2 separate regions of the Homo sapiens genome follow, and region 2 is linked to region 1. The links are chromatin contacts, found by Hi-C or POLR2A ChIA-PET in ENCODE. All regions are on one chromosome and are shown on one strand. The core of a region is the stretch at or near the end of the contact, and the rest is flanking DNA. Distances in the headings are between cores, read along the strand shown.

Region 1 (3,923 bases), core at 459-2,958:
TCACCTGAGGTCAGGAGTTCAAGACCAGCCTGACCAACATGGAGAAACCCCGTCTCAACTAAAAATACAAAATTAGCCGGTATGGTGGCGGGCGCCTGTAGTCCCAGCTACTCGGGAGGCTAAGGCAGGAGAATCGCTTGAACCCGGGAGGCGGAGGTTGCCATGAGCCGAGATCGCGCCACTGCACTCCAGCCTGGGCAACAAGAGCGAAACTCCGTCTCAAAAAAAAAAAAAAATTAATGTAAGGAAACAATGTCCTCATCACCCACCATTTCACAGCTGCTGCATTATACTTAGGTGGAAGTGTAGCTTTTATTTTATTTATTTATTTATTTATTTTATGAGACGGAGTCTTGCTCTGTCGACCAGGCTGGAGCGCAGTGGCGCGATCTCGGCTCCGCCTCCCAAGTTCAAGCCATTCTCCTGCCTCAGGCTCCCAAGTAGCTAGGACTGCAGGCGCCCGCCACCACGCCCCTCTATTTTTTTGTATTTTTAGTAGAGACGGGGTCTCACCATGTTTGCCAGGATGGTCTCGATCTCCTGACCTCGTGATCCAACTGCCTCGGCCTCCCAAAGTGCTGGGATTACAGGCGTGAGCCACCGCGCCAGGCCGGAAGTGTAACTTTTAATATCAAGCACTCACATTTTAACGTGGCTTTTTAACTAGGGCAAGACCCTACAGATCATTTTAATTATCAATATAAGTCCATTTGAGCTCACTGATAAACCACACGAGAGAAAAAGTTGCTTTTCAAATAAGGAAAGCCTTTTAATTGCTTGTCTGCATTTACTTTTTTAAGATTAGTTTTTGTTTTTAAAAAGAAGCAGATTTAGCCTGAAAAACATATGCAAATTTTCCTTCCAAAAGTGCTTTATTTAAAAAAAAAAAGCTTAAAAAAAGTAGTATGAAATAGGCAAATATTCTTCCAATATAAAAGAAAAGGAATTTGAAAGTTGAGATTCCACTTTGTTAAATTAACTACTAAAAATATGATGGATTAAACTTTGAGACTCTTGGAAAGTGTTACCATAATATTTATGATGAAATCATTAATTTTGTAAAGGGAAAACATTCTTGTTCCAACTCAGTAGTTCTTTTTCACTTTCTGGCTAACATAGAAAAATAAATATGACATTGTTCTGAGGAATCTGTTGTCCCAAAGCAATTAAGAAGCAAATCAATGAAATATTCTTGTAAATCAAAGCAGTTATCTTCTTATTTTTTATTGTGTACTTTGAACTCGCTTTTTAGGGAAGCATGTTGAGACATCTGAATTCCTTTGCCTTTAGATTTTGGAACTATTTTGGTCTTATTTCAATTGTTAACTATCTCTCTGCTTGTAATGTCTCAATACTTTTGAGTGTTCACAGTAAAAAGAATAAAGGCACCCACTGCACTCATTTATGACATGGACTGGACAGGAGCCACTCAAATGTCCACGCTGAGTTCTGGCAAGTCACATTGCCTCTGGTCTTGTGTTTTGGTTTGGTGGGCACACTTCTGTCCTTGTTCACACTTTCAATCCACATTTCCAAAGAACGGCCATTTTAATCCACCTGTGCTAAAAACATTGGTTAGGTCTTCTTTCTCTAAGAAGGTTGCATTTCAGGTATGAGATTTAGAAAATAACTATAGGCATAAAGGTCAGCCAATCTGTTTTCAAAACAGGGCTGACAAGTAAGCAGGTGCAGGCACTAAGTTCAACTTACAAGTGTAAACTCTACTTCAAAATCAGTTCTGAGTCATCTGCTCTGTCTGTTAGGCACTCTTGTTTACAGTACATCTTTAGCCTTCTCATGTAGCAATACTATTGGTAAGTGGTATGCATAAGAAAAAAAACAACTTGATCTTGACAAAATGTGTACCCTATGTGTGGTGAAGAGACGTTTTGGAAGGTCTTGAGCAATTTTTTAAAATGCCTGTGTGTGTGTACGTACCCTTTATGTAATATTTAATGACTCGTGTTCTAAGAGGGTGTGTTTTTCTTTCTTAAAGAGCTGGCAGCTGGCCTATCCTCTTAGAAATGGGAAATTTCTTAAGCTAATTTGCACAAGCAGGCTATGTGTTTTGACGACGAAGCTGTAACTCTTTGTCCAGACAGTATTGCCAATTATCTGTGAATATCCTTATTAAGTAAAGACTTCAGAAAAAAAAAAAAAAGCCAGATCTTTTTATTAGCTTGTTTTGCATATAAGCTTTCAGGATAGTTGTATATTAATGTCACTTCTAAAGAAGAAAGGAGTTATTTAAAGGGATGACCTGATTATCTTGATAAAGAAAATATTAGAGCTGCAACCCATTTTCTGAAAAATTGGCCTTGGATTTGAGTGCAGTCCGGAAGGTGAAAATTTTGAATTGAATTTTAAACTCTAGGACAATAAAGTTTGAGCCAAATCATTTACTCTTTCTGTTTCTTAGTTTTCCAATCTGTTAAATGAGAATCAAAGCATTTATGTATATTTCTTCTTATAGGGAAATAAAGCATTGGTAATTGATTAGAAGGTACAAATCAGTGCACATGCATTTGTTCTGTCTGAAATACTAAGCCAAGCATCATCTTCATCTGCTCCTTCCTTATGAGACCAATGTGCACCCTTGGGGTCATCACATATCTTATGGCAAGGAAAAGCCCTCTATCTGTAGTGAGACTTCAGAGGTAGAAATAAATTTTTGTGCCACATAGAGCTCAGATAACCAGGAAACAGCCAAAATAAAGATAGATTTTGTGAAAATTATGTTTCATGTTTTTGAAAATTTAAGAGCATTTTCTCAGAGAGAAAAAACATGCATGGATGGGGGCTAGAATCAGAAATAAAGAAGGTGAAGAGGTTGTAGCAATCACTCTTCTGACGGTCTTTAAAACAGAAAAATAAAAATAAAAATAAATAAAAATAAGCAAAAAATGTAATTCCCCAACAGATGAAGGAGGAATTGGTTTTGTTACTTTTTAGAGGTCCTTTTAGTTTATAACATGCTGATGTGGGTTATTACATCAGCCACCAATTAGCATATGAAGTGCCAACATATATGCCAAGCTATGCACTATGTGTTGGGAACTGAAAAGTGAGTAAGAGGCTGGGAGCGGTGGCTCACGCCTGTAATCCCAGCACTTTGGGAGGCCGAGGTGGGCAGATCACTTGAGGTCAGGGGTTCAAGACCAGCCTAGCCAGCATGGCAAAACTCTATCTCTACTAAAAATACAAAAATTAGCCAGGTGTGATGGCACACACCTATAATCCCAGCTATTCGGGAGGCTGAAGCAGGAGAATCGCTAGAACCCGTGAGGTGGAGGTTGCAGTGAGCTGAGATTGCACCACTGCACTCGAGCCTGGGTAGCAGAGTAAGACTCTGTCTCAAAAAAAAAAGAGTAAATAAGAAACAATTTTTGCTCTCAAGGTCTTCTTAACCTTTCATGGCAGAGAAATACATACAAATAATTACAATACTATGTGATAAGTGTTAGACTAGTGGCAAAAACCTGTGCTGAGATTACGAATTTTGCCTGGGCTGGTTGGGACTGAAGAAGTAATATTTGTGCTCGGCCGTGAAGACTGAGGGGAGGTTAGGCATGGCAGGTCATCCTAGGAAGAGAATACAGCTTGAACAAAGACATGGAGAAATGGATGCCATTGGTTTATGGGAAATATTTTAGAGACGAGGTAAGTGTTTGAGCGTCAGGCAGTTCCAGGTTTTTAACCCAGCTATGTGGCCATTCACTGGCTCTATGATTTGGGGTACATTACTTGGCCTCTCTGAACCTCAGTTTCTGCATCTTTAATATAGGGACATTATTGCCTATCCTGGCAAGTTGCTGTGAGCATTACATGAAAAAATAAGTATAAAGGGCCTGACACAGTGCAAGGACATAGTAGATGTTCACTAAATGATCACTGTTACCCTGTCTCCTTGAGTGGGTTGCAGC
Region 2 (3,923 bases), core at 582-3,081, 47 kb after region 1:
CCTAGATCCTAAAGTATTCATGGTCAGTTTCTAAAGTAATAGTCTTCCTGACTTGACTTGTCCCCAGGTTACCTCTTCCAGATGCTTCCCTGAGAGGATGCTCTCTCCTGTTTTGTCTCAGTTCTTGCAGAAGTACCTATACAGCCAAAAGGACCTAGAAAAGGCCTGAAAAGGGTTGATAACAAGCAGTAAAACCAGGGCGGAACGCTTGCAGACATACCAACATTCCTTTCAAGACCTGACTCATCCTCTTCCTGGTTGGGTCATCTTGTATAAGTTACAGAGACTTTCTGAGGCTTGATTTCTTTATCTGCAAATGGAAGATACTAATAGTATTTATCCCTTAATAAAAGTTCACTATCTCTTTGGCTAGAGTCACAGAAAGAGAAAAAAGTTCAAAATCACCACTGTAGCAGAAGTGTAAAGTTATTTACGCTGTTTTCAAATACGCAACAACAACAAAGTATGGCTCCTTTTTTATATACTAGGTCTGTTGTCAGCAAAGATCATCCTCACTCAACCACCCCCAACCCAAAGGGTGACAAGTGCAGTTTTAGTCTCACCAGAATTTTATTCAATTTTATAAAGAAAATCATGACTTTAGGTAAATTCTTTATCTCTTTTAGATAAAGTGCTCAGTCTCTCAGGTTTCTGCTCACTCTGTTTCTCTTCAAGATGACATCTGAATGTGAGGCTTAAGCGACTTCAGCAGGACAGAGGACATTGGGAGTTCTTGGCATCCTTTTGACATTGTTGGTCTCTGCTGTGTCATGGCTGGTCCGCGCTGCTCCCTGGACTCATGACCACTGGGAGGGACTGGTGCAATTTTGGGGTGTTCTGCTGGCATATGAACTGAAGCCTGTAACTGGTGTAATGCATGGACCATTCTTATCCTTGCTGACATGACCTTACCTTGTTAGTGCTGCAGAGGTCCAGTGTGACTTTCCTAGCTCTTTTTTTTTGAGGCAGAGTCTCACTTCGTCGCACAGGCTGGAGTGCAGTGGTGCCATTTACTTTGACCTCCACTTTCTGGGTTCAAGCAATTCTCGTGTGTCAGCCTCCTAAGTAGCTGGGATTACAGGCATGTGCCACCATGCCTGGCTAATTTTTTTTTTTTTAATTTTTAATAGAGATGGGGTTTCACTATGTTGGCCAGGCTGGCCTCGAACTCCTGACCTCAAGTGGTCCACCCCAGTTGGCCTCTCAAAGTGCTGAGATTACAGGCATGAGTCACTGTGCTAACCTCTCCTAGCTCTTCAAACAGGAAGTCTGCCCTGCAGTGTAGACCGCAGTATGATTAGCAGTTGGTTCTGAGTCACTTGAGCCCTGATTTGTGGTATTTGCAGACTTTTGTGGTGCAAACATTTCTGCCTTGGCATTTCAAGGTACCAGTGTGGTGTCACCAAATGTGAAGTTGGAAAAAGATCTGCCTTACAGATACAATAGATACATATAAGCTCAAGAACATAGATAATATGTAAAATGTAGTCTAATAACTATGGAGTGACAATTTTGAATATTTCTTGTCTTTATTTTTAATAGAATTAATTTAAATGTAAGTTGAAATATCTTTGTTTTTAAGTATTGCTGTGTTTAACAACTGGCTTGCAAAGTTTCTTATAATTTAATAGGCAGGTCTCTGACCCGGTGAACCATCTCTGGCTCACCACTAACAGGTCATCTCATCTTTTTTGTCAAGACATCTTCTATCAAGCTCCTAATCAGGCCCTCAATCAAGTTCCATGTTCTCTTTGGCGGCGTATTGGAAGCGTGAAGTTTAGGCCCACACTTTGCTATCCACAAGCTGACAGAGAGGCAACAAGAGACACAGTATGCTCTCAGCTACTAAAAAGGAAGTGGGACAGAAGCTCCTCTGCCCATGCCATTAATCTTGACTCATATAACTCACTTCCCCCTGGTGGAGTCTGTCAAATAGTCAGAATGTCAAATTCCCCTAGACTCTTGAAGAAAACTCACTCAATGGCCAATTCACAAAAGCCCATTTCACCAAATGAGAAATTCATGAAATTTAGTTTCTTTTTGTTTTAGTTGACCAGTTTTCCTAATAGCATTTTAAAGAAGAATGTCAAATTTGGTCTCCTGCAGCAGTCAACTGTGTGGCCTTTTCTTTCTCCAGAGTTTCAGCCACTTTCTTCTCCACTTTGCAGGTTCCACAGCCTAACCTGTTTCTTAGAACTACTTAGTAGTCATAGGAGAGAATGCAATTGCTCTAGGTCCTCCATTGGATGCTCTTCATTCTTCATTTGGTTTTGTTTTGTTAAAGAAGACAAATCAAAATAGAGAATGGCTGTCAAAAATAACAAGCCCAGGGGAGTTCTGGAGATTAACATCAGCACCAAACATTGCTCACAGCACTGGTCTCTGTTTATAGAGCAATCTCTAGTCTGTTTACTCATCTAGGTGTTTTAAAATGTTGGGCTCAAGTATCTGGGCTTGCAGGTATTGAGAAACTACTGAAGGCACAAATAGAGGAATGACAAGTTTGGATCTGCTTTAGACACTGAACTATGGTAGTAATACGTGAAAAGGACCAAAAAAGGGAATTTGTAAGCAGAGAATCCAGTTAAGAATTCATTAGAACCCAGGTGAGAGATAACAGTCTGCACTCCAGTAATGGAAGTGATGGAATGATAAGAGCTTTTTCCTGGCTACCCTAACTTAGAGGACTCCCTGTTTACTCTCTAGCACTGTGCCCTATTTGTGGAAATTTATAAATTTATATTTAGATGCCTACTTATCATCTGCTCTCTCACTAGACTGTAAGCTCCCTGAAGCCAGGGTTTGGATGTTTCATTTCCCAAAGTATTCTCATCACCCAGCACAGTGTCTGGCACATAGCACACGCTCCACAGACACCTGGGAAATAAAGTGGAATTAAGAAGAAAGAAAAGATATTCATCAGTGGGAGCAAGTTAGTTATGTTTTATAGTAAGGGAAAGATGCTCATGGAGAAGGAGGAGTGAAAAGGCAGAGGAGAGACAATAAAAGACGGCACAGACTCCAGGATAAGCAGGAGTAAACAGGATAAGGACAAAAGCAGCAGAATTAGCTTTGCCTAGAAGGGCTCCTCTTCTTCTGTCATGGGAGGAACGGAAGAATGGATGTGTATGGAGGTTGATTGGATTTTAGGTTATAAAATTGATGGTTTATGTTTCCTGGAGGTGTGGTAGGCACAGTTATCAACTGAGAGAAAGAGAGAAAAGGAAGAGAAAGAGAAAGAGGAAGAGGAAAGAAAGGGAGGAGGAGGAGGAAAAGAGGAAGAGGAATTAAAAGTTAAGAGGGTGGTGAGAATTTAACAAAAATTACTTTAAGGAAGGGAATAAGTTGGTGACCAAAATACCTAAAAAGATTTCTCCAAAAGGGACCAGCTGAGGAATAATGTGACCAAATTAGCCTATCTCCAAATCTCATAGGTGAGTGACAGGGAAGTGGAACAAGAAGATGGGAGGGTTGACTGTGATGGAGATTTGCAGGAGGCCATCTCTCCTCCAGTTAATGTGTCTCACTGCAACAAAGGGGAAGATTTCAGGACTCCTGGGATGGGTTTAGATGAATCATTCATCTCTCCAGCTGTTAAGAGTTTTGTATATGTTAGATAGGACACAGACATCAAAAACTGTCCCTCAGCGGTCTGCTTCTCTGGAGAAGGTCTCACCAAGGGGTTGGAGCTTGACTTATCCTGCTGTGTCCTAGATCTGTAAGGTAACCCTGTCCTTTACTACAACTTTGTCTAGCAAGAGAGCAGTGTCTATCTTAAAAATCTTGCTGATATCCAAATATCTTTAGCACTTAGATGACTGCCTTCTATATGAGGAAGTACATAAATTAAGACTTTGATAGACCTGGGTTTGATTCCTTCCTCTGGCATGGAGAAGTTTTGTGCTCTTGAATAAATTAGCTAA

Evidence for each region. A loop is a pair of places that touch in the nucleus more often than their neighbours do. ChIA-PET counts read pairs that join two places held with the same protein, here RNA polymerase II (POLR2A). Pooled maps may share reads with other maps.
Region 2: a loop to region 1 is called in a map of PC-9, with 2.1 times the contacts of the local background. The contact joins two enhancer-like sites. A Hi-C loop is called at or near these places in 9 of 168 maps with a recorded cell type or tissue (CD8-positive, alpha-beta T cell, IMR-90, MCF 10A and 6 more), 2 of 37 single-sample maps with no recorded cell type and 16 of 50 pooled maps. POLR2A ChIA-PET finds 5 or more read pairs at or near these places in 7 of 52 experiments (GM12878, IMR-90, MCF 10A and 3 more).

What each region holds. Positions count from the first base shown.
Region 1 is chr9:72,394,988-72,398,910 of GRCh38, forward strand. No RefSeq gene overlaps it. Among named protein-coding and RNA genes, the nearest start is that of ZFAND5, 32 kb to the left of the region's middle. Within about 2 kb of position 1,709, at least 4 of the 41 ENCODE cell types and tissues checked have a DNase peak (open chromatin) inside an H3K27ac peak, as active enhancers do; they include PC-9, where a contact is called at or near this core.
Region 2 is chr9:72,442,225-72,446,147 of GRCh38, forward strand. No RefSeq gene overlaps it. Among named protein-coding and RNA genes, the nearest start is that of TMC1, 77 kb to the right of the region's middle. RefSeq lists an enhancer at 1,969-2,228. Within about 2 kb of position 1,832, at least 9 of the 41 ENCODE cell types and tissues checked have a DNase peak (open chromatin) inside an H3K27ac peak, as active enhancers do; they include PC-9, where a contact is called at or near this core.